2 separate regions of the Mus musculus genome follow, and region 1 is linked to region 2. Evidence: chromatin loops called from intact Hi-C (ENCODE). Cell type or tissue: heart. All regions are shown on one strand. Each heading gives the region's core, and the rest is flanking DNA. Links, peaks and the distances in the headings are about the cores only.

Region 1 (16,611 bases), core at 7,266-12,265, 76 kb before region 2:
ATCCTGTGATTTCTACTTTAGATATTAGTTGGAAATATTTTTTAAATCTTCTAAGGAGGGCATGAAATGGGCAATTGAAAGTCAGAGGCTCATTGCTAGGGTGATGGCTCAGTTAAGACATGGACTACGTAAGTATGGGAACCTGTGTCAGTCCCAGGATCCATCTCTAAAAGCCGCTCATGGTGCTGCATGCTTGCAGTCTCAGCACTGGAAAAGTGGAGGCAGTTACTATAGACTCTCCGGAGAGCCCGACCACTCAGCCAGCTCCAGGACAGTGAGAGGTTCTATCTATACAAGGCAAATAAATGGCTCCTGAAGAAAAACACGTAGAGTTGACTTCTGGCCTCTATACACATACATCTGTGTTCATGCACACCTGAATACATATGTGCACCCGAACAGCCACAGATGTATACACACATGCACACACACACACACACACACACACACACACACACACACACACACACACAGAGGTGGTGGGGGAGAGAGGGAGGGAGAGAGAATAAGCCTAGAATCCCAGCACTTGGGAGGACTGCTATCAGTTTGAGGCCAGCCTGGGCTAAAGAGGAGGGGAGGAGAGGAGAGGAGAGGAGAGGAGAGGAGAGGAGAGGAGAGGAGAGGAGAGGAGAGGAGAGGAGAGGAGAGGAGAGGAGAGGAGAGAGGAGGGGTAAAAGGAGTGGGGTAGGAAGGAAAAGTGAGGGAAAGAAAAGGGAGGGGAGAGGGGAGGGGAGGAGAGGGAAGGGGAAAGAAGGGGAGTGGGAGGGAGAGGAGGGGAGGGGAGCGGAGGAGAAACTGGGTAAACTACACCCGGGCACATCATGATCAATTCCTATAAACTAAAAGACAAAGGCTTCTTGAAAGATATGGAAGCAGACACATGTCACTTACAGGGGACAAGTCACACAACTCCTTTTCTCATCAGAAACCATGAAGCCTGAGGAAGTGACACACATTGTCAACGTGCTGAAAGAAAAGACCTGCCAATTTAAAGCTCTGTAAACAGAACCTTCAGAAATGTAGGTAAAATAAAGACATCCTTGCATTCTTGATAACTAAAAGAATCCTAAGAGAACGAAGCTGATCTGTTCTAAGAGAGATGATTGTGCCGATTATTAGACTTAAAAGAATGAGACTCTACACGCACTGCTGTGAACAAATCTCTGTGGTTTGTTGTGTATAAAAAGCAAATTGCAGAACAAAACGCCCATTACAGCACTAGTCATGTTAGTAAAGGCTCTCACATGCTCACAAGCATCTGTGCTCAACCCATGTGCCTTCAGGGAGGCCCAGAAGTGTATCACAGTTAAAATGTCACTGGAAATACAGAGGCATAACAGTGGCAAAGGGAAATTTTATGTGCATTTTAAATTTTATCACAACTATGTATTCTCGTACTTTAAAAAAACTGGTTTGTAATGGTGGCATGTGGGAAGACAGTGCAAAGGTTCCTCCATCTTTTTTCTTGCTGAGGCCATTATCGGTTTAACTAGAATTTGATCTCCTTAATGGAGAATCTCATGGAAAACTACCCAGCTTTAGTCCAGGAACCAAAGATCAGGATGTCCTGGCTAACTTATCTTCTGTTAAACTACCTGCTTGCACCAAACCCTCTCCAGCTAAGGGCTCTTCTTAGCTTCTGTTAAAACTGCTGGATTTACCAGGCATTGGTGGCCTGTGCCTTTAATCCCAACATTCAGGAGGTATTGAAGCCAGCCGGGTTTACTGAGTGGGTTCCAGGACAGCCAGGTCTACACAGGAAAACCCTTTCTGGAAAAACAAACTAACAAAAAACCCCATTATTTAAAACTATTTGCAAGACACTGAAACTTATAGAGGAGAAAGTGGGGAAAAGTCTCGAAGATATGGGCACAGGGAAAAAATTCCTGAATAGAACAGCAATGGCTTGTGCTTTAAGATCGAGGATTGACAAATGGGACCTCATGAAACTGCAAAGCTTCTGCAAGGCAAAAAAACACCGTCAATAAGACAAAAAGACCATCAACAGATTGGGAAAGGATCTTTACCTATCTTAAATCAGATAGGGGACTAATATCCAATATATATAAAGAACTCAAGAGGGTGGACTCCAGAAAATCAAATAGCCCCCTTAAAAGATGGGGCTCAGAGCTGAACAAAGAATTCTCACCCGAGGAATACCGAAAGGCTGAGAAACACCTGAAAAAATGTTCAACATCCTTAATCATCAGAGAAATACAAATCAAAACAACCCTGAGATTCCATCTCACTCCAGTCAGAATGGCTAAGATGAAAAATTCAGGTGACAGCAGATGCTGGCGAGGATGTGGAGAAAGAGGAACACTCCTCCATTGTTGGTGGGATTGCAAGCTTGTACAACCACTCTGGAAATCAGTCTGGCGGTTCCTCCGAAAATTGGACATAGTACTACCAGAGGATCCAGCAATACCTCTCCTGGGCATATATCCTGAAGATGTCCCAACCGGTAAGAAGGACACATGCTCCACTATGTTCATAGCAGCCTTATTTATAATAGCCAGAAGCTGGAAAGAACCCAGATGTCCCTCAACAGAGGAATAGATACAAAAAAAATGTGGTACATTTACACAATGGAGTACTACTCAGCTATTAAAAAGAATGAATTCACGAAATTCCTAGGCAAATGGTTGGACCTAGAGGGCATCATCCTGAGTGAGGTAACCCAATCACAAAAGAACTCAAATGAAATGTACTCACTGATAAGTGGATATTAACCCAGAAACTTAGTATAGCGAGATATAAGGTACAATATGTAAAGCATATGAAACTGAAGAAGAACGAAGACCAAAGTGTGGACACTTTGCTCATTCTTAGAATTGGAAACAATCACCCATGGAAGGAGTTACAGAGACAAAGTTTGGAGCTGAGACAAAAGGATGGTCCATCTAGAGACTGCCATATCCAGGGATCCATCCCATAATTAGCCTCCAAGCGATGACACCATTGCATACACTAGCAAACCTTTGTTGCAAGGACGATGATATAGCTGTCCCTTGTGAGACTAGGCCGGGACCTAGCAAACACAGAAGTGGATGCTCACAGTCAACTATTGGATGGATCACAGGGCCCCCAATGGAGGAGCTAGAGAAAGTATCCAAGGAGCTAAAGAGATCTGCAACCCTATCGGAGGAACAACATTATGAACTAACCAGTACCCCAAAGCTCTTGACTCTAGCTGCATATGTATCAAAAGATGACCTAGTCGGCCATCACTGGAAAGAGAGGCCCATTGGTCAGGTAAACGTTATATGCCCCAGTACAGGGGAATGCCAGGGCCAAAAAATGGGAATGGGTGGGTAGGGGAGTGGGGGGGGGGACTTTTGGGATAGCATTGGAAATGTAATTGAAGAAAATACGTAATTAAAAAAAAAGAAAAAAAAACTATTTGCTTTTGCAAAGCCCCCATGTGGCTGTGGAAAGAGATGACAAGATGTGGATTTTGCCCTTAAAAACTCCATGTTAGAGATACTGGGGGCCACATCTACGTCCCCAAACAATTGGGTGTGTTCCCAGCTAGATGGAGTAAAGACTTCGAATTGGCTTTATCTGAATGTAAAGCCAATTGAAACTATCATCTCTGGTGAGCTCCCCATAATAGTAGGGACTCTAAGATTGTAGGTCCTGGCCATCAGTGCACTGTAAAACTCATGTGGGTCTCAGTTCAGGTTTTCTTTTTACTGTGTTTCATACAAACAAAACACAACACAATGCAACACTTGGGAGCCCGAGAGGCTACCTAATAGTTAAAAGTACATATTGCTCTTGCAGAGGACCCAAGTTTGGTTCTCAGGACCCATATCAGGTGGCTCACAATTGCCTGTAACTCAGCTCCAGGGCATCTGGCCACTCCATAGATAGCTGTACTCATATGTATATGCTCTCCAACACACACAAACACACACACACACACACACACACACGCTTAAAATGTTTTTAAAAAATAGTTTCAAAAAAGAGACCAGATTTTAAGTTCACTACAACCCTGAGAGGAGTGCAGAAATTCCCACATACTCTAGACCATCACACCATCATTTCCACCAGAGCAGGAAAGTCATCACTGATGAGCCTATGCCGACAGGACATGTGTGAGGGCTAAAGTTATGTCTTATATTTTAATTACTCTGCTTAAGAGATCTATAAAACACAAATGCCTCTAACCTGTAAGTCCCACTTGCCCAAGGACAGGTAACCTCCTGAATGCTGGGGGCTGCTATTCATGAACGACCACAAGTCAAGTGTTTTCTCTTCTGTAAACAAGGTTGGTTGCCCCAGCTGCTCAGAGAGTGCTTGGTCCCATGTAGGTGGGAGCTATGGAGGCAGGAAGTACATCAGGGTGTGTGCTAGTACTGGACAAAGATAGGAAACATGTGGCCTGGTGGGGGTTGCCTTTATGAACATCTGACTAACTTGATTTGTGAGCCGTCTCTGGGAATCTTGAGTCTTGGGTACTGACCTAGCCAGTATCCTGACTTTATTTGATAAAGTTTGCTTCAAACTTGGCTCAAAAAATATGGTGATGGTCTTATTTTCATCTGGTGGAGTTAACACATAAGCCTGGATGTCCATGGTTTACAGCAGGGCCCACTGCTGAGAGTTGTGCCATTTGAATAACTGTGATATAGTGGCATGTCTTTGTCTAAACTATCATACAGAGCAATTTCATTGCCCTAAAATCCTCTTTACCTCCCCCGCTCATCCCTCCCTTTACCACAGCATTCCATACCCACCCACTGGTCAGCTTCACTGTCACCATAGTTTTGCTATCCCAGGATGTGACACCCTTAGAATCACAGTGTCATTTCCAGAATGGCTTCCTTCACTCAATCACACGCCATCAGTCTTTCTCCGTGGATTTTCATGGAGAATAACTTTAATTTTTTGAGCAGTAAATAACATTCCTTTGTCTAAGATGGTGATGCAGCCCAGTGTTTGAGCACTTGATTTCTGAGGCAGGGTAAAGAGACAGAAGGCAGAAAGAGACAGGTGTCTGACCTTCAACAGATGGGACTGTGTTTATTAGCACACACAACAAGCAAGGGTCAGCCTCTCTCCTGTGGGAAATTGAGGGCTCTGCCAAGGGGAAAAGCTGACTGTGACCCTGTGTAGGAGCAGAGTGAAGGGCTTAGAAAGAGGGGAGATGTTGCAGTTTCTCTCCTGAAGCTTCTCCTTCCAGAAGTTCTTTGCTTAAGGCAAGACAGGCTGTCTCAGCTGTCATTCCTTTGTAGGATGACTGTACAAGGTTTTCCTCTTTGGAATCCTGTCTCACTACCAAGGCAATCTATGAGTGTGCAGCCCCGGGTTCAATCCCCACCACTGACAAATAAACACACAAATACTACTATCAAACTTCCTTAAGCAAATAATATTATTCCGTTGTCTGGATACCCCATAGTTTACTCCCCTACCTACTCAAACAGTCATGATGAGTGAGGATGAACGCCCACTGCTCACACATATGCAAAAAACCTGCTTAGTTTTGCAAAGAGCCATCAAATTCTCTTTCAGAATTCTGTGCATTGTGCTTTCCCAGCAGCAGGGAACAGCCACTCCTGTTGTTGTTCCACAGCCTACTAACATTAGCTGCAGCCAGGAATTTTGGGTTTGGCCTTTCCAATAGGTGTGTTGTGCTGTCCCTCCATCCTCTTGTCTTGCATTTCCCTGGTGAGGAAAAGACTAGAAAACCTCTAAACATGCTTGTTTATCATTTGCATATCTCCTTTGGTGAGGTCTGCTTAGATCTCTAGTACATTTTTAATCTGGTTGTTTTCTTACCACCAAAGTTTTAAGAATCCTTTGAATAGTGTATATATAAATCTTTATCAAATAGATACAGATTACAAACAATTTCTTTTAGTTGCTGAGTGAGGAGAGGTGGGATAGAATAGGAAATACTTGTCATTCACCTGAAATTCTAATTTCTTGGCGGTGGGGGGGGGGGGGTCCTGTATTTGCTAAATCTGATAATTGTAACTTCTGTGCCCTCTGAGTATTTCTCATGAGCTATGCCTCAGAAATGCGACATGTCTATGTTGGGTTTTGTCAACTTAACACACAAACCTAGAGATATGTGGGAAGAGAGAATCTGAATTGAGAAAATGCCTGTGAGCAATCCTGTGGGGAGATATATATATATGTGTGTGTGTGTGTGTTTGTGTGTGTGTGTGCTGAGCCATACCTGGGGAGACAGCCAGTAAGCAGCACATCTTCACAGCCTCTGCATCTGCTCCTGCAGCCACTAACTTGTGTTCCTGCCCTAACTCCCTTCAGGGATCGACTGTGGTCTAGTACAATGAGTTACTAGATTATATGGTAATTCTGTTTTTAAGTCTTTGTGGAACCACAGTGCCTTTTCTACGTGGAGGTGTTCAAACACTCACGCTGTTAATTTATTAAAGAATCCCTTGGCTTTCTGTCCTCTCAAGATGAGTGTCTTCTGGCCAGACAAAGCCCCTGGTGGGGACTTGCCACAAACTACTGTTTGCGGAAATATTGAACACTGATGGGAAATGAGAACCAGCATTGTTGGCTACAGTGCTTGCTCCCCATCACAGATTTGTATGCACTCCACTGACATCCACATTGTCCTTAGCTCCCTTTGGTTTAAATGGCCAACTTCCTTAAGTCATTCTTATCTCAATATTCTGCTAAACACTGGAGAAATAGGAGTCTGCAGAGATGGACAAGAGTCCGTCGTGTGACCCATGTACTCTCTTCTGTGCTGTCCCCAGATGGCCCAAAGACAGAAGGACATCTGTCCCTCTCACTTAATGTCAGTCAGTGACACTTGCACCAATTAGTATCAACCATCATCTACAGCCAGGCCATGCATTTAACCAGCCATTCCTTTTCATTTTTTTAATTATTGATTTTATTTTTGAGATTATAATACAATCTCATCCCTTTCTCCTGCCCTTTCTTTCCTCCAAACTCTCCCATAACCTTTACATGCTCTCCTTTAAATTCCTGGCCTCTTTTGTCATTAATTGTTGTTACACGAGGATCTATATGTATTTGCACATATATATTCCAAAGGATAGCCTTCCCAATCTGAATAATGGTACTTGTATGTATGTTTTCAGGGCTGACCATTTGGTCTTGGACAACTGATTGGTGTCCTCTTTTCCCCAAGCTTAGACCATTTCTCCTGCTCACCGCATTCCTAATGTCTGTAGCTCTTGGTCTATAGTTGAGACCCTGTGGGCTTCCCCCCACCCCCATCTCCTTTAGCATGTCTGGTGCTGGTGTTTTTGTTCAGCTCATGTTTGGCAGCATGTTTGGCAGCATGCTGGTGAGACTTTATGGGTATAACATTTGACATTACTCGGACACATGATCTCACAGTTAACTCCATGATCCCACGGCTCTTACTGTCTTACTCCATGATCCCACGGCTCTTACTGTCTTTCTGCCTCTGCTCTGCTTTGTTTCCTGAGCCTCAGATCCAGTTTATAGATGTATCCATTAGGCCTGGGCTTCACTGCTCTGCATTTTGATTGGCTTTGGTTTTCTGCAATGGTCTCCATCTGTTGCAAAGAGTTTTCTTGATGAGGGTTGAGGACTACACTCATCTGTGATTATAAAGATAAATATGTAGAATTTTACATTTTTTATTATTTGAGAATGTTACACATCCATACAATATATTTACCAGCTTCAACCCCCTCCACACACACAGTCCTTCCTTAGCTCCCCCAGATGCACCCTCCAGTCCCACCCCTCCTAATTTCATGTTCTCATTTTCTTTTTATAAATCACAGAGAGAAATTTGCATTGCCCATATAATCATTGGTGTGGAGCCATCAACTAGATAGTGGTAGACCTGCCAAGGACCACTCTTAAAGAAAACTTAGACTCTGTTAGGTTTCAAACCTGGGACAAATGGCTGAGGTGCCTTTTTAAGATATCAAAACAGACCTGGCCACCAAGTTCTCCCAGCATCCCTCAGTCCCTACCTGTTACAGGGTGTGGCTGGTATGCCTTGTCCCATACTTTAAACTTCTCCAGCCCAGGGAGTGGGCTGCCCTTCCCCCAGATGCTCTTCCGGATATAATCCAACCATTTTGGCTACCCACCCACTTGGTACCTTTGACACCACCCCACCCTCCCGGGCTGCTACTGATTCCCCAGCTCTCCCTCCTCCTTTGATCCCTCCCCACACAGCTCAGTTCAGTCTGGTCATGTCCATTCTAGACTCTCCTAAGTGTCACTGCCTCTCTGCTCTCCGGTATCTCTATAATGAACTTTCTCCTCCTCCATACCTAGGACCAACCATATTCTTTTTCTTTTTTTCATTCACTTCTCCTTTCCCCAGAAACCATCAGCTATCATTGGTTCCCCACTATTGGTAGGGTTTTGTGAGCCTTCCCCACTCTCAGCTAGACAGCCATTCTGTATTTCATATGTGCGTACTGTATTTCCTCATTTCCACCCTCTCTTCTTGTTCTGACTCCTCCGATGTCTGTGCATTCTCTCATCCTTTTCTTCTTTAGTTATTTTTGTCACACATACAGAGCACACATGTATGTATACACATATGTATATATGAATGGAGTCTGCTGAGCCCATGTAGTGTTGCTTGTGTGTTTAGAGCTGATCCCTTGGGATTCAGTGACCTATCAGGGGGCTCATTCCTGGAGAACACTGATCCCCCACCCCCCTCAGCAACCATTACTTGCCTGTAACTCTTCATCAAGGAATGGGCTCTGTGAGATCTCCCCATCCATGCTGGTACTGTCCTTACGTAAGTCTTCTTAGGAGACCACAGCGTTAAGATGTCCCAGGTGCAGCTCCCTGACATACACAGAAGACAGTATCTCACAGCAAATGACCTGGTCCTCTGCCTCTTATAGTCTTTCTACCTCCTCTTCCACCATGCTCCCTGAGCCTTAGATCTTAGGGTTGTGTTCTTCAATTCCTCAGTCACACTGAGCTCTAGCAAATGGAAGGTTACAGGACGTAAAAAGTAGCCATCTTTGTCCTGTCCACCAGGAATAGCTGTTACAGTCCAGCAAGGGTCTCTGGCCATGGAGCTGGAAGCTGCTGGCGCAATCTTTTAATGCGTTTGCTAAGAGCGCTCACCCAGTGGTCACCCCCATCACTACTATGACAATCATCACAGGAGTGGAGAGGTCTGTGTGGTTGGCACTGTTCTATCAGTCAGGCATCAAAGAGACACTTCTGTGTGCCAGTGGAAAAGGTTTTAATATGGGTAGTTGGAAGCTTAAACCATGGTAACAATGGCTGAGGGAGCAATAGAAACTGCTGCCTCTTCCACAAAGTCAGGAAAGTTGCTGACAGTCTCAGCTGCTTGCAATCGCTAAACAGGTGATTCTCAGGAGGTTGCCCAGAAGCTGAAGTGAATTGCATGCACATCATATGCCCAAGCAGCTGCTCACAGCTGCCAACCAGGGTGCTGACTCCACTTCTGCATCCCTTGTCCTGCGAGAACCTCTAATTAGCAGATTCCAACCCAGAGCCAAATGCAAAAGTGACATTGGCAGATGACGCTCATGACTCTCCTGCAATGCAGGGACCAGGGACAGGGACAGGAAGACGCCTAGCTGACAATGGCAATCTGGTAAAAACAAAAAACAGGTTTAACCAAATACCTAGATCAAGGGTAGAAATGATGCAGGAGCGCACCAGAGCCCTGTGCCTCACTGAGCTGTGTGCTAGGGAAGAATCCCACAGACACCCAGAAACCTTAGGGAAATTAAGTCCAAGCAGATGTTATGGCTGAATAGTTCAGCCAGCTTTTACTTTCTTCTCAAATGTCAAGCTGCTTAGAAAACTCAAATGTAAATCTGACGCACGCATAATTCCCACGTAGCACAGCTTGTCTTTTGGCAATGCCCTCAAGCGCCTAGACTTTCCATACATAGCTCAAATTCAAAACTGCAAAGTCCACGAGACAGCAGTCGCTTCCTCTCTCCAATGCCTAAGTCCTCCCCTGGGGTAGCCCTTGCTAGGGCTCAGATCCTCCCTGGTAAATAATACAAAAATCCACCGTGTTCTGTTTATATTGTCACCAGAGAGCTGGGGGCCTGCATCTAAGGTTGCACGTGACAATCATGCCATTGTGCAAGCAAAATGATACACAACTGAAAAAATGACACTTATTTGACCAACATCCATGGTATTGGGAGCTACGTTGTTATACTCCCAGGTGTCTAAGTGAGGAGACAGAGATGATGGTGAAACAGATAAGGGGAAGATAGTTAGAGAGGAGATGGATGTGTTCAGACTAGCTGAGTGTAAGCTCTTCTCAGGAGACCCAGGTGGAGGCAGCCAAGAGGTCTGGGTCCAGGATTCTGTGCGCTCCTTTTGCTGACAATCCTGTCAACTCACTGTCAGCTCCACCCTCCTCAGAGCACCCCCTTTTCCTGGAGGACCTTCACACCCTGAGAGCAATGCTGCAGCTCCACCCCCCTGAGGGGACCCTACAATCTGTCTCCCTCTCCTACCCACCCCTCCCTCATTCCTCTTGCTGTGTCGGCCACACCTGGTTACCATACCTGTGAGAACTTGGTCATCACAGAGCAATCTCTTGATAAATATTGATTGAACTGAACTGAATTAAACTGAAGGGAAAGGGCAAATTTGCTTAAATTATTACACGTCTGGCTGCTTCCGAATCAGACTTAAGGAGAATCTGAGGAGTCCAGCCTGAATCAAAAGCAAAATCTACCAGCTATTTCCGAGGTCCTGGCTCTGTGCCTTCCAATTTCTTATGTCAACTCAATCCTAATCCATGGGAAAACAAAAAACATCAATAACAACAACAACAACAGCAGTCCTAATCTGCCAGCTACCTGCAGTGACTCTTGGAGAAGCATCTAGGCAAACATGACTGTCTACTAGCAGGAGACGACTCCCTTCCCAACTTACCGATTCTGCTAATGACTGTGGCCTCCATCTTCCCTTTTGATTTGGTTAAGAGGTTGTACCTGGGGTACAAGCTTGAGGTTTCACCCCTGTTTACAACCAAGAAAAGTTTCTTCTGATCCTTGTACTAGAGCAAGAACAACCTCTGTACCCGATCTCGACTCAGCCTACCTCGGCCAAGCTCCTGCTTCCAGCCTGGTACTTGGATGAAGGGTGCTGATCAGGTATAGACACCCTCTCCTGGGGTCTAAAGCTCACAGAAAACAGAACAGAGCAGGGTGGGATGGAGTCAGAGGGCTGCAAGTCTACTCTGTCATGTTGACACTGAACCACAATCCCCAGCTGTGGTATTCCCTCCTGATTGGGCTTCTTAGAAACCAGAATGCAAGGGGAATCTTGCATGCTAACTCTTCCCTGAGGGCAAAGCAGCAGAACTGATGGTTAGAGGGCATCGGATGAGGCAGAGAATGCAAGTGAAGTCCAGGCTGCTACTGAGCTGTCCACAGATCCCAAGAGACAGAGCGGTGTCATAGGCATCGGTGCTAAGCATGCCACTTCATATACATATGTCCTACAGAATGGCAGAAGGGAGGGTGCTTAGGACCATTTCAGGAACTGTGTAAAATCATACACTGATCTCAAACTAAAATTCATTTAATGACCTTTTTTATGGTGCTCAAGTCAGCAACCCAAACAGCAGTTTTTAAAATCCAACATCCTAACAACACAACCCAAGGATACACTAATTTGATACATGCTGAGAAACGACTGTAGAAGACTATTAAATCCTTGTTTTACATAATCAAACCATTATATCTCCATAAAGGCAGAAAACTCTGCATGTACATTTACAACACTGTAAGTCAGAACTTACAGTAGTCTCGAGTCTGAGCTGAGGTGCTTGAGGGAGCATTGGTTGGTCCTGGCTTAGTGTAGTAATGTGCTCAATGCTGTGTATTCAGAACCAAGACCGCAGTGAATCAGGGTCTTCTCAGTTGCAGGCCCTGGAGGACTGTGGGGTGACTGAGATTCCTGTTATGCATTGGAGGGGTCAAGTCCTTGATGCAAAGTACAATGGAGAAGATGGGATGAGGTCTTGGGAAGCCACAAAGCTGCTAGGAGGTTTTTCTCACTTTCTGAAGAAGGCTCCTCCATCTTGGTTCATATCCCTTGTTGCTCTGACTTTCTGATGCTGACCAACACCCGAAGATCCTGTTCAAGCTCCTATGACATTCTCTAGGGCAGGTTTATGGATGGCAACAATCAATATTTCTAGATATGATCTATGTATCCTCCCCCAGTCCAAACAGGCTAATAAACAGGTTGTGAGATTAAGTTTCTTTTTGATCATTTATGAAATGTCATGGATAGCTTTGGCCCAGTTTATTCCTTAGAATTTGACCACTTGGATAAGTTCTTGGACCTTTGAAGGATTTGTAAACCAGCTTTTGTTGGTCACATGCATCACCTCTGCAGATAAGTCAGCTCTCATAGAGTCTTCTTTACTTTCAAATACTATCATATTATTAATATAGAACCAAGAACTTGAAAGTGTCCAAATATCCTTCCACCAAATTATAACAATGGATGCTAAATTCAAATAACCCTACAGCAATTTAATAAATCTAAGTTGGAATTCTTCCCAAACAAAATCAATCTGTCATTGGCAGTTTTCCAAAACCAAGACAGATAAAAACAACTCAGTATTATCTGGCTAAATCACTGAGTATCCATTTGATTAGCCTGCTGTGCATTGTGTGTTAATGAGCGATATCAGAGATTATTGATGCTGTGGTTGGCACTACTCTATTTTAGCCTCGACCTCCACTTTATCAGTGTCCCTACCTTGATTAAGTCAGCAGAATATTGCCACAGTCATTCCAAACTCAGGGGGCACATTACCTTTGCCCTCCAAGTTTCTAAATTCTTCCAAATAAGAGGAAAATTACAAAAGCCCTGTCAGTACTGCAAACAGTCAACAGGTACTTCTAGTCTACCCAACTGTTTTCAACAGCTTAACTATCATTATTACAGATGATAACCAGGAAATTTTATATTTAGTTTAATCTTGTTAGTTTGAATTTCTTACATACCCAATGAACCAACTCTGTAGGGGTTGAGTCTACCACTTCTAAATTCCATAGAAACTTGGTTTAGTGGCTGATACAGTTACAACTTGTAGCATGGATAACCAAAACTTGCCCTTCTATTCTGTCTCCTCCAAAATCTCATATTGTGATCAGAGTTGATCTAGTGAGTCCTATTACAAATGCCAACTATAAACGTTCCCTAACTATGAAGCTGGGACCTAGTTCATCAGATGGGCCTCACTTATAGTTTCATTTGCAAGTTTGGGGATTGGAGACCCCTAAACTATGCTCACTTTTAAGGAACAATTCATTAGAAGGATGCACATAACTCAGTGAGAGCTATTGTACTAACAAAGGACACTGATTAAAACCAGCCGTGGAAAGCACACAGGGGGCAGAGCCCAGGAAAGGAAGCAAACGTGGAATGTCTCACTGTCCACAGGGGATGGAGAGAGCACTTCTTTCCTGACTCGGATGCAGGAGCACACAGAGCATTGTCAACACAGGAAGTTCATTACATCTCTAGCATCTAGAACTCTGAACCATTATCAAAGAGGTACAGATAGAGCCACAAGGTTGACCTCAGTGTCCAGCATACCAGGAAGCCGAGCTGATACCATGTGAGGCAAGGCCCCTCACTCAATCACCTCCTTAGTGTGGCTCAAATACCTCAACCTAAATCACAGTGTTGCCATTTGGCTGGGCCAAGGCCTGAGGGGCACAAAAACACTTCTACCAGACAAAGCATCCCAAGGTCTGTAGAATACTTTCCAGAAGATGAGGGTGGATACCAGGCCTCTTTCGGGACATCTTTCCTTACAGTCCAGCAGGTCTCCAGTTTTACCAAAAAAAACAGAAGGCAGGAAGTTGGCTCAGTGGGTACAAGTGCTTGTTGGACAAGCACCAGGACCTGAATTCAGAATCCCCTGTACCCACACAAGAAGCTGGACATGAGCACATCTGCACATGAGCACATCTGCACATGAGCACATCTGCACACAGGCAATCGCAGAGCACATCTGCACACGGGCAATCGCAGAGCACATCTGCACACGGGCAATCGCAGAGCCTTGGAAGGCAGAGACTGGAAGATTGCTGGGACCCTGTCTCCAGGGTAGAAAGCAGAAAGTGATGTAATAGGATACCCATTGCCCCTTCTGCCCTATGGGAAAGCGCAGTGGCACACACACTCATGCCACCACATGCATGCATACGCACACAGAATTTCTTTCCACACAAGCACAGGCCCGAGAGGAGGATGCTCCTTCTGCATCTGGATACCTGCTCACCCTGAGAGCTTGTCTTTGAGAGACAAGGAAGAAGTTTGTGAATTGAAGAAAATCACATGCGGTTCCACTTGTGTATCCTAGTAGGGGCTGAATTCTGTGAGAGGAGAGATACTTCCACCCAGGGGAAAGCAGTGAGATCTCTGCTGATGTCTCGTGAGCAAGCTTCCTTGTGCTTACTTAACAACTACCAGGAACAGAGGAAGAATGTCTGGAGGTCTCAGGTCAGAGGAAATCCTGGTGTTGGTTTGCTTGCTGGTCCCGTAGTCACACTGCCTTCTGGTGTTAGTTTCCTTTCCTGTGGCGGTGATGAACACCTGGACAAGAGCACCTTAGGGGAGGAGGGATTCATTTTAGCTCCCAGGTCCAGGTTAACTGCTGATCTGGAAATGAGCAAAATGCGAGCAGAATATTTGGTGTTGTACTCTGAATGGTCCATCACCAGCTTTCTATATGTGAGTGCTTGTCCCTCCTCACCTGCCTAAAAGATGATTCTCTGAGATTATCATGTTAAAAAGCAAGCTTCCCTGAAGAAGATGGTGTAGCTCCCCCCCCCCCCTGTCAAAAGGCAACCCAAAGGGGTGGATCCAGTATTGCCCTGCTGCTGATTGGTTCAGACTGGAATGTGGCTTTCTGTAGAATAAAGACTGCAGACCAATAGCTGCACAGGAAGCAGAAGACAGGACTTCCTGTTAGGGAGGCAATGACTCTGGGAAGAACAAAAAGGGAGGCCTTTTTACCAGGATACACAAAAGGAGACAGACGTGACAAAAGGCCTGGGAGGTATAGCAAGCCATCTGGCAGGAACTAGATAGTTGGATTGACTTAAATGAGCTAGCTGAGAGTCTGCCCAGCTAAGGCCTAAACTTTGAAATAGTAAAATAAATAAATAAATGAATAAATAAATAAATAAATAAATAGATTTTTAAAAAGGCCTTGGTGTCTTTACTTTTAGCATTAGATCCTACAACAAAATATCATTCCTCTAAATATATTTATGTGTCTACCTACAGGTCCATCATTTTCAGCCTTGATCAGATAAGCTCCTTTTTGCTGTGGACATCACAGACTCATAACTGGTGAACGCGCTGAGAATAAATAGCTGTGGATGCTTAGCGCTAAACGGGACATTTATATCAACCTCCAAACCTTGCCAAGGCTCCGGGGAGGACACGGAATAGAGGGAAGAAGTACAAGACCCAGAGATTTTGGAGGGGTGCTGAAAGGCTGTCCTCTGGCTGTGACATGGCCGTTGTCCTCATGGGCCACAGTCGTTGTGAGTACCTGCACAAGACCAAGCCAGTCAGTATTCCTGCACGGAGGACAATAGCTGAGGAGTTATTGACAGTTCATGGCTACTGGAAGAGGGAAAGTCATCTTTCTTAAGGGGCAAGGCTCCTGCTATGTTGTCCATGCTCCTGTGAATGGCCCTAGACCCATGAGTATGCAAGAGGCACTAATTGCACTCAGTAGGTCCAATATTCTTTTTAAAGAAGAGCATATGAAGTAGGAATCCAAGAGTAGTTGGGGGATAGGCATGATTAAGACATATTTTATATATCTATAAAATTTCTCAAAGAATAAATGCAAAATATTATAGAAAAAATCAAAGAACAGGGACTGATATGGTCTGATTTCATGAGAAAATGCAACTTATATATACTTTCACAGGTTTGTCCCAGAGTTCAGTATTATGCATTCAAAATCAAGCATTAGTTTAGGTAAAATTTTAGACCCATGCACATGTGTATACAGCATACATAGACATACAAATTTTTAATTGAGAATTTAAAAACTGAGACAGTGGTAGGCGGATTTCTGAGTTCGAGGCCAGCCTAGTCTACAAAGTGAGTTCCAGGACAGCCAGGGTACACAGAGAAACCCTGTCTCGAAAAAACAACAACAACAACAACAAAACAACAACAACAACAAAACTGCACCTGCTAGGTTTTGGGTTTGCTTTTGTTTTTTGTTTTTTGGGTTTTTTGGGGGGAGGGTTATGGTTTTGGAGTTTTGGGGGGGGGTTGTTGTTGTTTCTTTTTTCTTTTTTGCCTGTTAAATGAAAATTACAGCATGCCATTGTTTTGGACTAAGCTTATGGATTAAACCCCAACAGACTAGAACAAAACTCAAAATGGAGTCACTTGCACTAAAGTGTTATATTACTGAGATGAAGTTGTTACTGGATTGCCCAAAAAATCAGAAGGAATGACAGGTAAATTCTTAAGCAGTCAGCTGTTGGTCTGTATGAGAATAACGTTCCCTGCTTTAATCCTATGAAAAAATACATTGGTTTCACCTGTGTTGACCAAACATTTGCTTCTCTATTGTCT
Region 2 (16,611 bases), core at 7,643-12,642:
CACACAAGCATCGGCCTGGGAGAAGGAGCCTGCCTCTGCATCTGGATTTTCTACTCACCCTAACAGCTAGACTGTGAGAGAACGGCAGACAGTGAGTTGATATAAGTGGGATTTGATGGTGTACCCTTAAAAGGGCCAAATTCTGTGAGAGAAAACATCCTCTCACTCAGGGGAAGCGGGGGTCTCTGGGAGCAAGGTTTCTCTTGCTTAACAACAGCCAAGACAAGGGCAGACGCTGGTTTCAGAAGATGAAATCCCCATGTGCTGATTACAATGTGACCTAAGGCATTCTGAAGATGCTGCGTCTCTAGAGAAGGGTCTGCCGACTGCCCAGCCATGGCTGGCCTGAGCACGGTGATTACAGGGAGATGAAATGTGGTGGGCCAAGAGCCAGAGTTATCTTGAGTTATGTTTTGTAATTTTCAAAAGCCATTGTAATTTACAAAGTCAGCCTCTGTATCTGACCCAACGTCCTTCTGGCTATCAGATACAATTCTTGGAACCTATCACCATCCTTAACAGACCCCCCAGCCTCCACCAAATCCTATAGAAGACACCACCGCTCATGTGCATGTGTGCGCATGTGCGCGCGCACACACAAATGCCCTGACCCTGCAAGCTCTCCTCCTGCTGCCTCCACGGACTTAAAACTGATTGGTGAGCTTTTATGTGCTGTGCCTATAAAAGTTCATATAACCTTTTACACAGTCGAACATGTCATTTAGAGTAATTTGAATTCACATTCCCGGATGCTTTTCTCAGAATAAATTGTTTTCTTATTTCCTTTAAAAAGGAATTATTTTACACTGGTACAACTTTGACCCAGAATCAATATTTGTATAGTAGAAGGCAAGCAGTGGTTTTAAATGAACATACATTTTATTCTTTTTTTTTTCTTCAAATAAGTAACACTTTGCATACACACCTGAATCTATGAAAGATCAGGGAATTGTTGGGCCTGAAATTACAGTTCAGGGGTAGAATACTGGTTCAAGGCCATAGGTTTGGGCTCCAGAACACAAACAAAATTAGAAACCGATGCAATGCACCCAATTTTGTACCTGCTAAGTCTTTATTTGTGCCTCATAATGTCACTGACAATTTTAAAGGTCTTAATAAAATAATACCTCTGAGTATATTCTTACTCACAGACTGCTACATTTATGATTAATTGCTTACTATCCTATACTTCCAATGCTTTCATATAATAAAGAGCACTGATTAAAGTAAACATGTAATTCTTCTTGGATAATTTTATCAAGCTAACCTTTCAAAGATTCAATTCTATTTTAGGTTCAGCCAAGCATTTAAGAAAAATACATGATGCTTGACATAAGAGGATTTTTTATTATAAAAAAAAAGAGATTAATTTAAAGAAAGGTTAGCTACCTGATGCTAGTCAAGTTAGATTGGCCAGAACAATCCTGTTAGCTTTGAGCAAAAGAGAAGACCACTGAACGAGCCACGTGTGTGTCATTAGCATCTTCTGATAGCTTGAATGTGTGATAAAACCTATAGACCTTTCCGAGTAAGATGTTGTGAAATTCATGTAGGATTTTTAAAGGGAAACACTGAAGTTCCCTTGCCCTCACTACAAACTGTCCATAAAAGAGATCTCCTTTACAAGGATAGAGAAACTACACACAAAAAATTAACCTAGTAAACCAGCCACTGGTCTGTTGGGGTATTCCAGGAGTCAGGGAATCCATATTGGAAATGCATTCTCAGAAGCAGCTCGAAATTTTCACATGCAAAACTGGCAGCAAGCAGATAGATCGTCCCCTATACCCTCCCCCTGCCCTGCTCCAGCAAGCAATCCTCAAATGCTTTTCTCTGACTTCTTTAACATGAACCAGGGGCAGAGAGAAGGCTCTGCTGCTAAGGGCACTGGCTGCTCCTGCAGAGGACCAGGGTTCAGTTCCCAGCATCTACAGGGAGGATCACAACCATCTGTAACTCCAGTTTCACTGCATCCAACACCCTCTTCTGGCCTCCTCAGGCAATATGCAGATAATGAGCCTGAAGAAAAACAAAGAGATGAAGCAGACCAGTCCCTTGGAGTTCTTAACTGTTAGGTCAAAGATGAGCTGATAGCGGTGGCTTTAAACTGGCCGCAAAGCTGAAGAGCTCCCTGAAGACAGTAAGTGCAATTAGCTGTTCATTTCTAGTCCCAATCAAGACTAGAATCGAGAATCAAGCTAACGGGTAAGCTTGAGGTCATAAATGTAGTCAGTTATCTCCTATCTCAAACTCCCATCCCAGGTTTCAGGCCACACCCAATCTTTGACTACCGAGTTAAGCCAACAGTAATAGAATGTGGTTAACTATTTCTTCTTCAGTTGGTTAAAGTAGAGAGGGTTAAGTTTTTATGCCTTAGGCTCATATCATTCTGGATAGAACAGTTTCCATGCACACTTCAGTGACAGGGATAACCAGTTCAAGCCTCGGGGCAGCTGGCTCTTCATTCTTGCTCTGCCTTCTTGCCTAGCCATTCTCTCAAAGTATACCTTGCTCCCATACTTGGATGTCATTAAAAGCTCACTAAGAAGAGGCCACCTCCTGTAGCTAGGCAGGAACTCCAGTGGAGCAATAGAGACACCAACCCACCCACAAAACTTTCAACTCAAAAGTCATCCTGTCTACAAGAAATGTAGGCACAGAGAATGGAGCAGAGACTGAGGGAATGGCCAACCAATAACCAGCCCAACTTGAGACCCATCCCATTGGCAAGCACTCATCCCTGATACTATTAATGATGCACTGTTATGCATCAGACAAGAGCATGTTGTCCTCTGAGAGGCTCCACACAGCAGCTGACTCAGACAGATACAGACACCCACAGCCAAACAGTGGATGGAGCTTGGAGACTCGTATGGAAGAATAGGAAGAAGGACTGCAGGCCCCCCAAAGGGATAGGAACTCCACAGAAAGACCAGCAGGATCAACTAACCTAGACCCTTGGGGCTCTTAGAGTCTGAACCACCAGCGAAACAACATACACGGGCTGGACCTAGGCGTCCCTGCACATATGTAGCAGATGTGCAGCTTGGTCTTCATGTGGGTCCCGAACAACTAGAATGAGGGCTATCCCAAAAGTTGTTGCTTGTATATGGGATATGTTCTAGCTGGGCTGCCTTGTTTGGCCTCAATAGGAGAGGAAGTGCCTAACCTCAGCAGTCTTGAAGTGCCAGCTGGGGGGGGGGGGGTGGACACTCCACTTGCTCAGAGGAGAAGAGGAGGGGGAAAACATTGTAGGAGGGGGTCACCAGGAGGGGGCAGTGGCCGGAATACAAAGTGAATAAGTAAGAAAATAAAATGTAATTTTTAAAGAAATCTCACAGAATCTCTTTTTTGACTCTTGCTTCATTCTTTGTCAGGGAAGGTGCACCTTACCTTAGGCCACTTCACCCAAGAACTAAGATAGTTTTCCAGTTCTTGGCAACAGATCTATGGGAAAATATCACCCTCTGTTTTAAGCAATACTGGTAGTCCCTGTTGGGTTATGACACCCACATCTTACTGACCGTGGCTTAAATGTGACAGGGATTGCTTGAGATCGAAAACTCACTTCATGTCTTCCTTCAAGGCAAAAAACCCGGAGTAGCCTCCACAGGAGCTACTACCTCTGCCCCAGTGTGACTGGGCATCTGTGTTCTCTTCTCTGCTCACCCCTAGGCCCTGAGGATTGCGAAGAGCAACATTCTGCTAACTTCTGAAGCACGGCAAATGGTAGAATTCTGAAACCGCTTTGTACAACTTGACTTCCAGAGACCACGTGGACATCAGCTTTACTGCAGGGTTAAAGTGCAGCTGGGAAAATGAATGGAGAGACTGAGGCCACGTGGTCTGGTCTGCGCAGGCTCCTCTGTTCGATATCATGACTTCCGGTTTAGTGTTCTGACGGGATTCCCGAGTGTGTGAACAGAGTGGGTCCCTATTTCCTGTGCCTTGTCTTTGGCTCTTCTCCTCCTGCTTGTTGTTTTATCCAATTTTGCTGTATTAGGTTTTGTTCTACCTCCTTTTTCTGATTGATTTTTGTGCTAACCTGACACAAGCTAGAGAAGAAGGAGCCTCAATTGAGAAAATGCCTCCACAAGACCCAGCTGTAAGGCATTTTCTTAATTAGTAATTATTGGAGAAGGCGTAGCCCACTGGGGTTGGTGCCATCCCTGGGCTGGTGGTCCTGGGTTCTATTAAAAAAAAGATGAGACACGGAGTATGACTAAAACTAAATGGGGGTGGGGTTAGGAGCTTCCCTGCAGACGTGGTTATTTTCAACAGAGACTTCCAAAGACTTCTGAGGGACAATCCCGGTGATGGGTGATAGTGCAAGCATGAGATACAGAGTGTTCTTATGTCTACCACAAAAGAAGGGGATGAAGCAAAGGAAGAGGAAGCTAGGGAGATGGCCAGAGGCAGATCTGCTCAGCCTCGGGATGAGAAGCCAAAGAATTTGCCGTAAAATCCAATGGAAGGAGCTGAGGAGATGGCTCTGTGTGTAAAGTACTTGCAGAATGAGTAAGAGAACGCGAGTGCAGACCCCAGCAGCTCCTTACAAGCCAGCACAGCCCTACAGTGGGCAGAGACAGGAGGATCCGAGTTCACTGGATGGCCAGGCTTGCCAATTACTGAAAGCCATGTTCAAGGAGAAACACTGTCTCAAAAAATAAAGTGGAGAACAACTGAGGAAGATGCCAGGTGTCAACCTCTGACCTACACACACACACACACACACACACACACACACACACACACACACACAGAGTCTGTCGAAACACAGCAAGAGCAGAATGAGGAACCATTCATCTAGGTCAGAAGATAGTCTTGACCACTGGATGTTGAGTAAGGCAGAAAGCAGCTCAGAGCTGGCTCTTGCTAATCCCACCAGATGAGAATAACACCACTACCACAGTTTTTGTGCCAAATTTGAAGCAAGCTTTATTAAATACTGGCCAGGTCCCTACCTGGAATTCCCAAAGAATGGCTGTGAATTATATTAATCCAATGTTTATAAAGGTAAAACCCACAAGGCTATGTATTTCCCACCTTCATCCAATTGGGAGCAAGCACACATCCTGATGTACTCCCTGCCTACATAGCTCCCACCTACATGGGATCCAGCATATACTGTAGATCTTAAATCCAGAAGTGAAACCCTGCGGCTTGTTATCTTACATGAACAACAGCCCCCAGCATTCCAGGAAATTACCTGGCCTTGGGCAAGTGAGGCTTACAGGTTAAAGCATTTTTGTTTTATAGATCTCTTAAGTGCAGTAATTTAAATTTTAAACATAACTTTAGACCTCACACTCCATCTTGGGTTACTACCAGGGTAGTCTTATTCTCACTGGGTGGGATTAACAGTAGTTTAGGTAGGTAGATTTGTTTAGATCTCCTGTTTGTAACTTTCTCTGGTTCCTCCCAGCTCTGCCCAAACTACTCTGTAACTCAGTACCCTTTGGTCCTAGCGGCTTGTTAATCCCACCAGTGAGAATAAGACCACTACCACAAATTTAAGTCAGTTTTGAAGCAAGCTTTAATAAAATACTGGCCAGGGTGTCGGGCTTTAGCCAGGTTCATTCCAGGGTTCTCAGAAAAAAAACGGCCTCAAGTCAAATTGCAGAGACTTGTAAAGGCAACCCCACAAGCTACATATTTCCCTCCAGGTTCAATCACGAGCAAGCATACATCCCAATATAGTTCCTGCCTGCATAGCTCCCGCCTACATGTGATCAAGAATACCAGGTGCAGTTGGGTCAAACAGACTTGTCTAGGGGAGTGAGAACATGGCTTATTAGCTTGCATAAAGTAGCCTCCAGCATCTCAGGGAGTATCTGTCCTCGGGCAAAGGGCTTGCAGTTTAAAGGAAATTTTCTTTTATGGATCTCTTAGGCACAATAATAAAAACTTTAAAAATGTAACTTTTGCTCTCACAAGGTATAAACAGATTCTCAGATGAATACCTTCCTACTACAGCATTGCTTACCAATCACAAGATTTTCTCGCAAACGTCCTCAGCATGGGACGCTTCTGTCACTCATGTCTGTCTAACTGAATTCATGGGAATTTCTGAGAAAGCTTGAATCAGAGATATACCCAAATCAGATTTGAAGAGTGTTAGATTTCTGAGGCAGTGCAAAGAGACAAAAGGCAGAAAAAGATAGACATCTGACCACAACAGACTGGACTGTTTATTCCAAACAGTGAAGGACAAACACTCTGCAGCGGGAAAGGGTGTGCGTGTAGTGTGTGTGTGTGTGTGTGTGTGTGTGTGTGTGTGTGTCTGTGTGTCTGTGTGTCTGTGTGTCTGTGTGTGTCTGTGTGTGTCTGTGTCTGTGTCTGTGTGTCTGTGTGTGTGTGTGTGTGTGTGTGTGTGTGTGTGTGGTGACCAGAACTCTTTATAGAAATGAGATGGCAGTAATGTTTGCAGCCATATGGAGCTGGGACAGTTCCTCTATCTCTCTTTCCTTGTATTGTCTACTTGAAGCAAGATTACTTGGAGAGATAACTTTAACTCTGCAAACATTTCTCACTGAGCTGATTGAGCAAGGGCATGTGTAGGAATCCTGTCTTGTGACTGGAGACATTCTGTCAAAAAGAAGCTTGTGGCCAAACCAATGTCAACACCAAAAGAAAATCAGCCTGCTCCCATTGTAAGACCAGGGATGATATAACCAACTGTAGTAAGAAAATTCTGGCTTAGAAAGAAAAGTTCTTCTTGTTCCAGCCCGGACGCTGTCCTGCTGTGTCCTCCTGCATCTGAGACGGAATGAAGGAGAAACAGAGTCATTTACCGGCCTCTAGTTTCTGACAACTCCACAGTTTCCAGGAAGCTCTATTATAGGAAACACAGTGGGATCAGATGTGAGGGCAGTGGCTTAACCCAGTAGTTATGCCGCATGGAACTCAGAGTTCCAGGAATACCTAAGAATATAGCCATGCAACAATCCATGCCTCCAATGAATTATATGTATAGGCATGAGGGGGTGTCAAGCTTAATGAAGGTCCCGGGATCCTTCAGGTAAATGGAGTCACTACTCCCTTGATGTAACCACAGGAATATATAGTCTATATAATGATATAACCACTTTTAATAATGAATATCAGGTTTTTGGATGCACCAGGGATAGGAACAGGAGCAGAAGCTAGAGAGGCAGCAGAGGACAGGGACCACAAACACAGCAATTGTGGGGATGTCCTTGGTTCATTGACAGAAATGCCAGGTTTCTCTCTTCTACCTAAATTAGCACTGAAGAGTGCTGGAGCTATTCCTGAGGAAAGGAATGAAGGATGGTAGCTGAAACTCCAGTTCAGACATAAATAATATCTTCTTGTCTAGAGAAATGGCTCGGCAGTTGCTGCTCTCCCAGAGAACTCAAGTTCAGTTCCCAGCACCCACATCTTGCGACTCACAACGACTCCAGCTCCAGGGGACCTGATACTCTCTCCTGGCTTCCATACATAGGCGCATACAAGAGACACAGAAATAAAAATAAAACAAACTTTCTTCTCTTCTAGAGGACAGCATCAGAACTGTGTCTCTAGATTTTCGTAGTGAAAATGGATAATACCCAGCAACCCACTCCAGCCCGTCTCCTGAATGATTTTAGGCTTACCTTCTCAGAGGGGTTGATCATACAGCAACAGTTTAGGCCCATTGAAGAAAAACCCGTGTCTTCTGGGCAAAAGGATAAAGTCTCTAGCCTTCATAGAGGCCTAATATTCCAAGCTACCCAAAACCTAGACCAGTTAATCCAGATGGGCAGGTCAGTAGCCTGGCGAAGAGACAGCCCTCAAACCACGCAAGGGAGACAGGTGGAGTAGTCATCCCTTCAATAGAGAATGGATTTCTTTTTCCTTCCCAGAATTCTTGCCCCCTCGTGCAGTTCCCGTGATGCTGGCCAGAACCTAAATGTGCTTTTTCTGACACTCCCTTACTCTTTCTCTAAAGCTACACACCCGACCATGTGGCTGCCACGTGGCTGTCCTTTGTGCTGTCTTAGCTCAAACATCATATGGCTTTTGGGCCTCCTCTCCACTCTCCTCCCAACAGCTTCTGACATTTATAGTTGCCCTCCTCGGGAATTCTTTAAACACTAATAAAACTGTCCCCTTTAAATAAATTTGGGTTTCACTTGACTTTCAAACCTTGCTTGCCTTTATTCTTTGATTGTTGGAGAAAGTGAGCCCGTCCTTACACCACTAGGTTTTATGAACAAGAATTCTTGGGATGCTGTGCCTGTGCCTGCAGCGGCTGATTGGCTGGCTCGGTGGTATGGGAATGTCAGTGGTTTAGGAAGTTGAAATGCTTCAGATCTACAGTTCAATTACAGTTTATCTTGAGCCATGTTTAGCCTCCTAACAAGACATCTCTTACCCACCTATGTGTCAGACCTAACATCTTGATTAACAACCTTAAGAAAAGAAAAGATATATTTTTCTACCAATAAAAAGTCTAAGAATGCTATCAGAGAACACGTGAGGCCTATAACTGAGATGCTCCACCTGGCTGTGATGCCTCTCTGAGCTTTCTGCCAATGTGTTTCCAAGAATACCTTGATTTGTAACATTTCTTTGTTCTGTTACTATGAAAGCTTCTAGAATCTGCTTTCACATCGGAAGATGGAATTTGGGGTAACCTAAATGTGTCCTCATACCATGCTCATTCATATTTGGCTCCAGAATGAATCTTATTTCCTGTTAAGGTGAGGTCTGTGGTTTTGCACTGACAGTGGTATCAGCAGACATCCATATACACTCAAGTGTACCCCCCTTTCTTCATAAGCGTACTTAGAAGCCGAATTTCCGAGACAAAGGACCTGAGTCATCCTGGCCTCTAACTCTCAAGGGCAGCCAGGGCAGCAAATGCCAGCAACCACCATACAAGCCAGGCTATTAAAATAGCCATCATATAATAGTGTGGGTGCTCTGTCAGTGTAGACACGTGCCTGGGGTTGTGTGTGCTGCCGCTGCTCCTGAGAAGTCTTGAGTTGCAGAGAGATCGGATGTCTGAGACGTCTATGACTTCACAGGTTAGCAGATCTACGCTAGTAACTTCTTATGGTGTTGGGAATTGAACCCCCAGCCTCAGACATGCAAGACAGTAGTTGCTCTGCCGCTGAGGTAGACCCACAGCTTTCTTTAATCATTTCCTTATGGTTTGCTCACACGGCTGTTGGCAAGAAGCTTCAATTCCTCAACACCAGACATGTCCATCTACAGATGTGTCTACCTGAATGTCTTCACAGCATGGCCGTTATCCCAGAGGTGATGGCTTGAGAAGAGGCCTCAGTCGCATTAACCCTCACACTCTGACCTTAGACAGCACAAATCGTCAAGCTTTACCTTTCGAAGAAAACAGCATCAAATATTCATAAACACATTTTTAAGCCACTACATACAGAGAGAAGGATATTTTCCTCAATACAACTGGCCAACTGAAAGCAAAAGCAAAAAGAGGCTTTAGTTTTCCTAATTCTTTTGTAATAAGGATCTATTCTTATATTTGAATTAAGACAGAAATGTTAGAATATATTTTTTAACTGGGAATATAACTTTTGAATTTGTGGCAACCAAAGAAAACTTGTGGAGTGTGAGATGTCGTCTAGGGCATCTGCATTTGTTGCTTACTGTCCCCCTCTGCCTCGGTGTCTCCTGGCTAACTTCACCTTCCAGACACAAAGAGCGAGAAGCAAGATGACCATTCCTCCAGCCTCTCACTCAGATGGCCCATCGTTTTCCTAGCACAGAAACAAGGAGTCAGATGACTGCATGCAATTTGAGAAGTGAAAGGTTTGGGGAGAGGGGGTTTCGGGGGGGGTCGTTAGAACTGTTACTTTATTCCTACATCTTCATTCAGCCACAATTTTATTTAATGCAGAAATGATCTTCCTCTCATTAGTGGCTTGGCTGCAGGCCCTGGCTGGGACACAAACATCCCAGGAATGTTCAAGAAGACCATTCCATCTGGGCCTCTGAGTCCATTCCCCATCTTTATCTTTGTAGTCTCAGCAACTAAGGCCCACCTGAGAATCTCGACAGAAACAGGGAACATGAACACATGGGTCAAGATCTGGCAATATCCGGGCAGAGAAACCACAAGCAGCCAGGCAGATCTGTCCTCCAGGGGACTTGGGGCTCTCCTGAGAGTCAAAAAAAGTTTCTGCCCTACCTAGTCCTTTGCTGACCCCTTCAGGCAAGGGAAGGAACTTCAAGCCACGCCCATGCCTGACCCTGCCTCTACACCTTTTCCCCAGGCTTCAGGGTCTCCAGACTCCACAAAGTGTGGGAGTCCAGCCTGTCAGAGAAGCAAGTAAGAACAAATGCGAGCTCCCCTGCTTTCAGCAAGTGTTTTGTGTATGCAGATAGCCCCTCACTTTGCAGCCTGAGAACTAACAACGCCGGGGGCATCAAAGACATTGCTAAAGACACATATGCACACAGGTACACAGGCCATATTTAAGTCTGTGTTTCTCATTTGTTTATGATTCTCCCCTTTGGAGGAGCTCATATAACGGATAATACCCAGTCTTGAGATAATTTTGGATTAGTCGGCATGGCTTCCACATATTGAGCCCCTGCTGGTGTGGAACAAGGCAGCCACCACAGAGGCTTAGACAACAATAGCCTTACCTGACTCCATCCGCTACCTCCCCCATCCTAAAGCCTCTCTCTGACCCCATCTGCCGGCATAAAGCAGCTTCTAGTCTCCTGCTTTTCTGAGGAAGAACAGCGAGACCAGAGCCTGAGATCCACAGAGCTTAGAAGGTCCATCCTCCCTTGGGAATCAGAACACTATAGCAAAGCTCCCTACAGGTGGCTGTACATGTTGGCTGGGATCTGAATCCTACAGAGTAATCCAGGTGAGGATTTTCCCGAGACTTCACTATTCAGACCAGAGCCATCATTAAAGATAAATTAACAAACCACAGATTGAAACCTCTATGATAAGGATTGGCTCTACACAACATGGCCGTCTCTCTCACAGTCGCCTGAGCTTTTTCCTCGAGACAAAGGCTGGCTTGTGTGAGAGAACGCTAGATGCATGTAAGCTGATACCCTGAGGATGCTTTAAAATTCTGCACAAGAAAGCACACAGCTAATGATTTCTGCACAGCGAGCTTTTTCCGAGAGTGTCCAACCTGGAAAGTGCTCCTTCTCTTCAGGAGCCAAGGCTGCCTATAAATCCCTCCGTGCAAACAGAAAGGGATAGGCTATTTCCAGACAGCAGGTAATGGGCATTTTTTGCAGAATGAACAATATGCCAGCTATGGGCAAGCTACATATTGGTCCCAAAGGTAACTATATTAGTCCTTCAAGCCTGTAACTATTGTCTTCTGTGATTAAAAAAAAAATACTTTACATGTATGATTAGGTTAAAGATCTTTAGATGGGGATATTGTTCTTATTTATCTGACTGGGTTCATTTGGGTTGGGTTGGGTTGGGTTGGGTTTTGGTTTATTGGATTTTTTGAGAAGGGTTTATTTGTACAGCTCTGACTGTCCTGGGACTCACTCTGTAGACCAGGCTGGCCTTGAACTCACAGAGATCCACCTGCTTCTGTCTCCTGAATGCTGAGATTAAAGGTGTGCACCACCACTGCCAGGCATAACCAGGTTCTAATGTACTCACAGTGTACTTAAAAGTGAGGGAGGAAAAGAGAAGGTGACTTTACCATGGGAGAGAAAGTATGATGCTCCTCAAAGATGAGGCAGTGTCTCCAGCACACAAGACAGAAGACGAAAAGAAAACGGACTCTCCCCTAATAACTCTCAGAAACACCAGCCCTGTCAACACATTGACTTTATCCTGAGATTAAGCTCAGATCTCTGACCTCTGGAAGTATAAGAACTAATATATTGTATTAAGCCAGTAAATACATGGTGAGTTATCACAACTGCAATGGGAAACTAATACGCTGTGTTTAGCCCCATCACAGCGTGTTGCTTTTACCAGCTTCCTTGGGGTAGAACCGAGACATGAAATTACATATGTTGAAGGTGCACAGCTTGATATATTGGCATATGCATTCATTTCTTCCACACTTCCAAAGCTCGTCCACACTCCCTGTAACCGCTGAGGCTCTGGCCTTCCCACAACCACTGGCTTATGTCCTGTCTCTACAGTAGTGGTAACATGGATCATGAACTGTAACACTTTTATCTGACTTCTTTTACTTAGCCTAGTTGTTTTGAGACTTGTCTGGGTTGCTGTGTTTATCAATAAGTCTCCTTTTCTGATGTGCACTGTATTTGGTTTATGTAGTCAACTGCTGGTTGTTTCCATCTGGGGCACTTGATTGTTTCCTTGAGATGGAGCCTGGAGGGTTGTTCAAGTTGTCCAGGAACTCGGGTACCTCCTCACTCTGCCTCCTGCTTGTGGGATCCTGAGCACATATTACCATATCCAAAGGGGTTTGTTTGGTTTTTTGTTTTTTTTTTTGAGCCATTTTAAATGAAGAATTTGCTATGCAAATTCATGTAAAAGTCTATCTGGGCTTCTTGTTTTCTTTCTTTAAAAAAAAACAAAAACAAAAAAACAAAAAAAACAAAAAAAAAACATATGGGTGCCAGCATTCTTTAGCAATCTGTTTCTTTTTTTTTTAAGATTTATTTATTATTTATTATATGTAAGTACACTGTAGCTGTCTTCAGACACTCCAGAAGAGGGCATCATATCTCGTTACAGATGGTTGTGAGCCACCATGTGGTTGCTGGGATTTGAACTCTGGACCTTTGGAAGAGTAGTTGGGTGCTCTTACCCACCGAGCCATTTCACCAGCCCTGCTTCTTGCTTTCTTAAGTAAATATTTATGAGTGCTCTGATTGAACCATGTAACAGATGTGTGTGTGTGTGTGTGTGTGTGTGTGTGTGTGTGTGTGTGTGTTTCTCTTCAAGACACCGCCAAACTGTTTTCCAGAGTGGTTGTTCTGGAAAACACTTTTATGTTCTCAGTAACAGCAATATTTCTCACATATTTTAAAAACTCATTATTTTACTACTTGAAGAATATCTTCACCCCTAAATAAGGTAAATAAACTTAATATTACTGTAGTGAAGGATATGGCTATAAATGTCACGTGAAGAGATGAAGATTAGAGAGAGAATAAGAATAGAAAGAAAAATAGACAGATGAGGGAGACAGAGGGGAGGAGCAAAGAGGATAAGAAAAAAAGGTCAGGGAGAAAACCAAGGAGTCAGCCGGACCCCGTGGGGATGTCATAATTAGCCAAGGGACTGTCTTCCAAAGGTGTACATGAACTTAGGAAAGCAACCATGCCTACTGCCTTCATTACCATCTCTTGGCCTGAACCCTCCTAGGAAAAGGACACCCTGGTGCCCAGTGCAAGTAACTATAAGGACAACCCACCCAGTGAAGTGGGGTGCAGCCACCTATGTAGAAACATCCAGAACTGGAAGGCATGGAGCTTCAATAATTAGCACCTCCATCTCTCTCACACTTCACCCCCACATCCTGTTGGTGACATATGTCAGCTAAACCCAACCAGACACTAGAAAGCTCGAGTCTAGAGTCTATAGACATTCATTTGGGCCAGGTTTTGTGGTCTAAGAAAGATGGAAAGGTTAAAAAGTAGATCTGGACTGGCAAAGAGAAGATTCCCGATCCAGAAGGCAACACAGGAAATTGACAAGATGCTAAGCTGCCTTATCATCTCTTCCACTAATGGCATGAGAGGACAGAGGAAATAATGCCTCTGTATTTATGGTATGTGGGGCTGCTCATTATGCACCAGAATTCTGATTCATCTGCCAGCAAGGGCCATAGAGTTTAGCTGAGCACAGGGTATGTGTATTAATTCATTGCTCTTGACAGTGGATGTAATGTGACTAACTGATCAGGTTCCTGGTACCTTAACTTCCCCAGAATGACAGACTGTAACCTGGAATTGTGGCACAAATAAGCCCTTTCCCCCTCCAGTTGCTTGTGCAATCATTTTGTGAAAGCAAAGGGGAATAAACCTAAGACAGAAGTGGACTTGAGTCCTGAGTGTGTCCTCATGTTAAAGGAAGAAGCTTCCACACTGTGAACGGTGTCCTGAGAATGTGGATATGGACTGGGGCAGCCGGTGCCTGCAGCAGGGAGGCCTGAAAACACACACACACACACACACACACACACACACACACACACACACACAGCTTGTGGGGAGGGAAGAGGCGCAGCATGTCTTTAATCCTGGGAGGGATGCTGGTGACAAGGACAGACTCTCTTGGCAGGTGATTTTTCTTCATCTTCCTCAGATGATCTATTTTGGGGCTAATCATCTCCATTTTATTCATTCCCCAGTGAAAACTGCTGACAAAAATCAAGATGATCAAACAAAGATGTGTACATGCTCTGAGCTACTGAAGAGTGGGAGGCTTTCTCTGAACCCTAAAATATGTGTTCCTTAAATTTTATGTAGGTTTTATCTTTCTGCAAGTGAGCTGTAATAGACATTATTAGATCATCTTCATGCAGATGGAAATGCTGGACTCCTTTATTTTCGCAAACATTGCCCAATAGGGATGAGTTTGCAAGCCATTTTATACATAAAGCAGACACCGGAAAAAAAACTTCAAATGGTTGGTGGCAACTTTTAAATCTGAATTTGGGTGAAATTCTCTTACTTGGGAGCATCAGGCCAGTCTGGATTCCTTGCTGTCTTGCCTCAAACCCTCTGAAGGAGGAAGTTGTGAGATGAGCTTAGTGTCATCAATTGCTTCTTTCAACTTCTACAGCCCTACAAGCCAATGAAGCGGTACAGATCTGACAAGGGGGTCGCCTTGGTCCCCACGTGTTGACAGGCAGAATAATAGTCAACGTGGTTTCCTTAAATGTGAACCAATCCAGGAGAGTGGGGAGAACACAGAGATTACAGGGTTAGCATTCTGAGTGCAGCTGTTCTGCTGGGTAGTTCTGTGTTCTCAGGCAACATTCATTTACTTCAAGTATCCCTATTTCCTATATCTCTCCAACAGGGGATTTTAAGACTGATTCACATGACGATAGCCATAAAACCACTCAACAGAAGCAACCCTAGAGATGGCCATAGCCCAGGAGAGGGATAACGGGATCATGCAGGAAATATTGCAAAATGAAGGTGAGAACTAGCCTGAAACAGTGCATCGGGGATACTATACCAATATAGCACAGTAATAATTGTAGGTCTCTCATATGACCTATGTAAGATGCCCCAAGTTCCTGGCTCTGATATCTGTGTCAGATACAGTTTTCTTTCAACTTGTAGATAAGGCCTTAAATCCAGTCAGAAAGTGGTTGGTTACTCCTAAAATATCCATGCCATGATTGTACCAACTGACATATCTTTCCAGGCCAGCAATTGTTGCAGCTCACAAAGTGCACACTAGGCAAGACTGCTCCCTACGTTTCTCCTCTGGTAGCATGCACATCACCTTCCAGCACTATGAATTCTTGCCAGTAGTGATGAAGCTCCCAGGTCAGTACCAGCTTGAATTCCTTATGTCTTGTGCTCCTATATATGACATCTCCGGCAATAGTTTTACCGCCAAGTTCTGGGGGTAACCAAGAACATTGGCAATATCCAGTAATTTGGGGTATCTATGGGACTTCACTGAACAACAACTCCAAAACAGGTAAGCTATTCCTGGTTATGGCTTTTCATTTGTTGGCCTGTGGTATCTGGTAGGGTTGCCCTGTTACAGGGTAACTCCATTGAATATCTATTAATATGTGTGCATGTGGATGTTTTAGGAAGCTTCTACAGTAGTAGGTTTCCATATGACTTTCTCAAGATATCTTTAATGTTACTTATCTGTCTCTACTCTAAACAGGACGTGTATAACATAGCACCCCCACTCAAGGTTTAGGAATCATGAAAGAAAAGAGGACAGAAAGATTGTAAGAGCCAGAGTCAGTGGCCAACTATAAGAACACTGTTTCCTAGACTCAGCAAGGCACATAAGCATCCACAGCAGCTAAGACAATGCACATAAGAGTTGCAAAGCTCAATCCAGTCGAAATCTCATTACAGAAAGGAGAGGTGGTAGCAAAGTCCCACCTGCAGCTAAGGAACAATGGCAATTGATGGCTGTGAAGAGGGAGAAAGTCAGTTGACCATGCTCCACTGAAGATCACACATCCAAGAGCATACAGGAACACAGCGCTTGGTGTGTGAGTGAACTAAAAAGGAAAAAAAAAAAAAGAAAGAAAAAGGAAAGTAAAGGACATGACTGTTCCTAGGTATGATGGAGGATGAAGTTTATTATAGAGATGTGGGAGAGCAGAGCCAGAGGCAGACACAGCCGGGAGAGTCCAGAATGATCATGACCAGGCTGAGCTGGGCCATGTGGGACATGGGGAGGGGAAGAGAGAGGAGAGAGAGAAGAATGAGCTGCAGCAGCCAGGTCAAAGGTACCAAAGGGGCGAGGAACCAAAGTGTCTGGATTATACAGGGAAGAGCCTCTGGGGGAAGGACAGCCCAGCCCCTGGGCTGGATGGAGCGTTCACAGTAGTGGGCAGGGTATGCCAGCCATATCCAGTAACAGATAGGGACTAGGGGATGCTGGGAGAACCTGGAGGCCAGGTCTGCTTTGTTATGTTAAATAGGCACCTCATCTGTTTGTCC

What was found. Peaks named below come from ENCODE experiments on the same cell type or tissue, not always from the same donor. Only the 100,000 strongest peaks of a DNase experiment are listed, where the experiment ranks them.
Region 1: a loop joins it to region 2, with 2.1 times the contacts of the local background. A loop is called at or near these places in 2 of 42 quality-filtered maps.

The regions. Positions count from the first base shown.
Region 1 is chr14:55,353,091-55,369,701 of GRCm38, forward strand. No RefSeq gene overlaps it. Among named protein-coding and RNA genes, the nearest start is that of Gm52145, 78 kb to the right of the region's middle. In heart, for the core only: no CTCF peak of the experiment used is centred there; a DNase peak (open chromatin) is centred at 9,451; H3K27me3 peaks cover 489 bases.
Region 2 is chr14:55,428,445-55,445,055 of GRCm38, forward strand. Gm52145 (a long non-coding RNA gene) reads left to right here and starts at 10,723. Exons shown (of 3, transcript XR_003951215.1): 1 at 10,723-10,862; 2 at 14,984-15,105; 3 at 15,338-16,198. In heart, for the core only: a CTCF peak has its summit at 10,198 (motif pointing left); no DNase peak of the experiment used is centred there; H3K27me3 peaks cover 471 bases.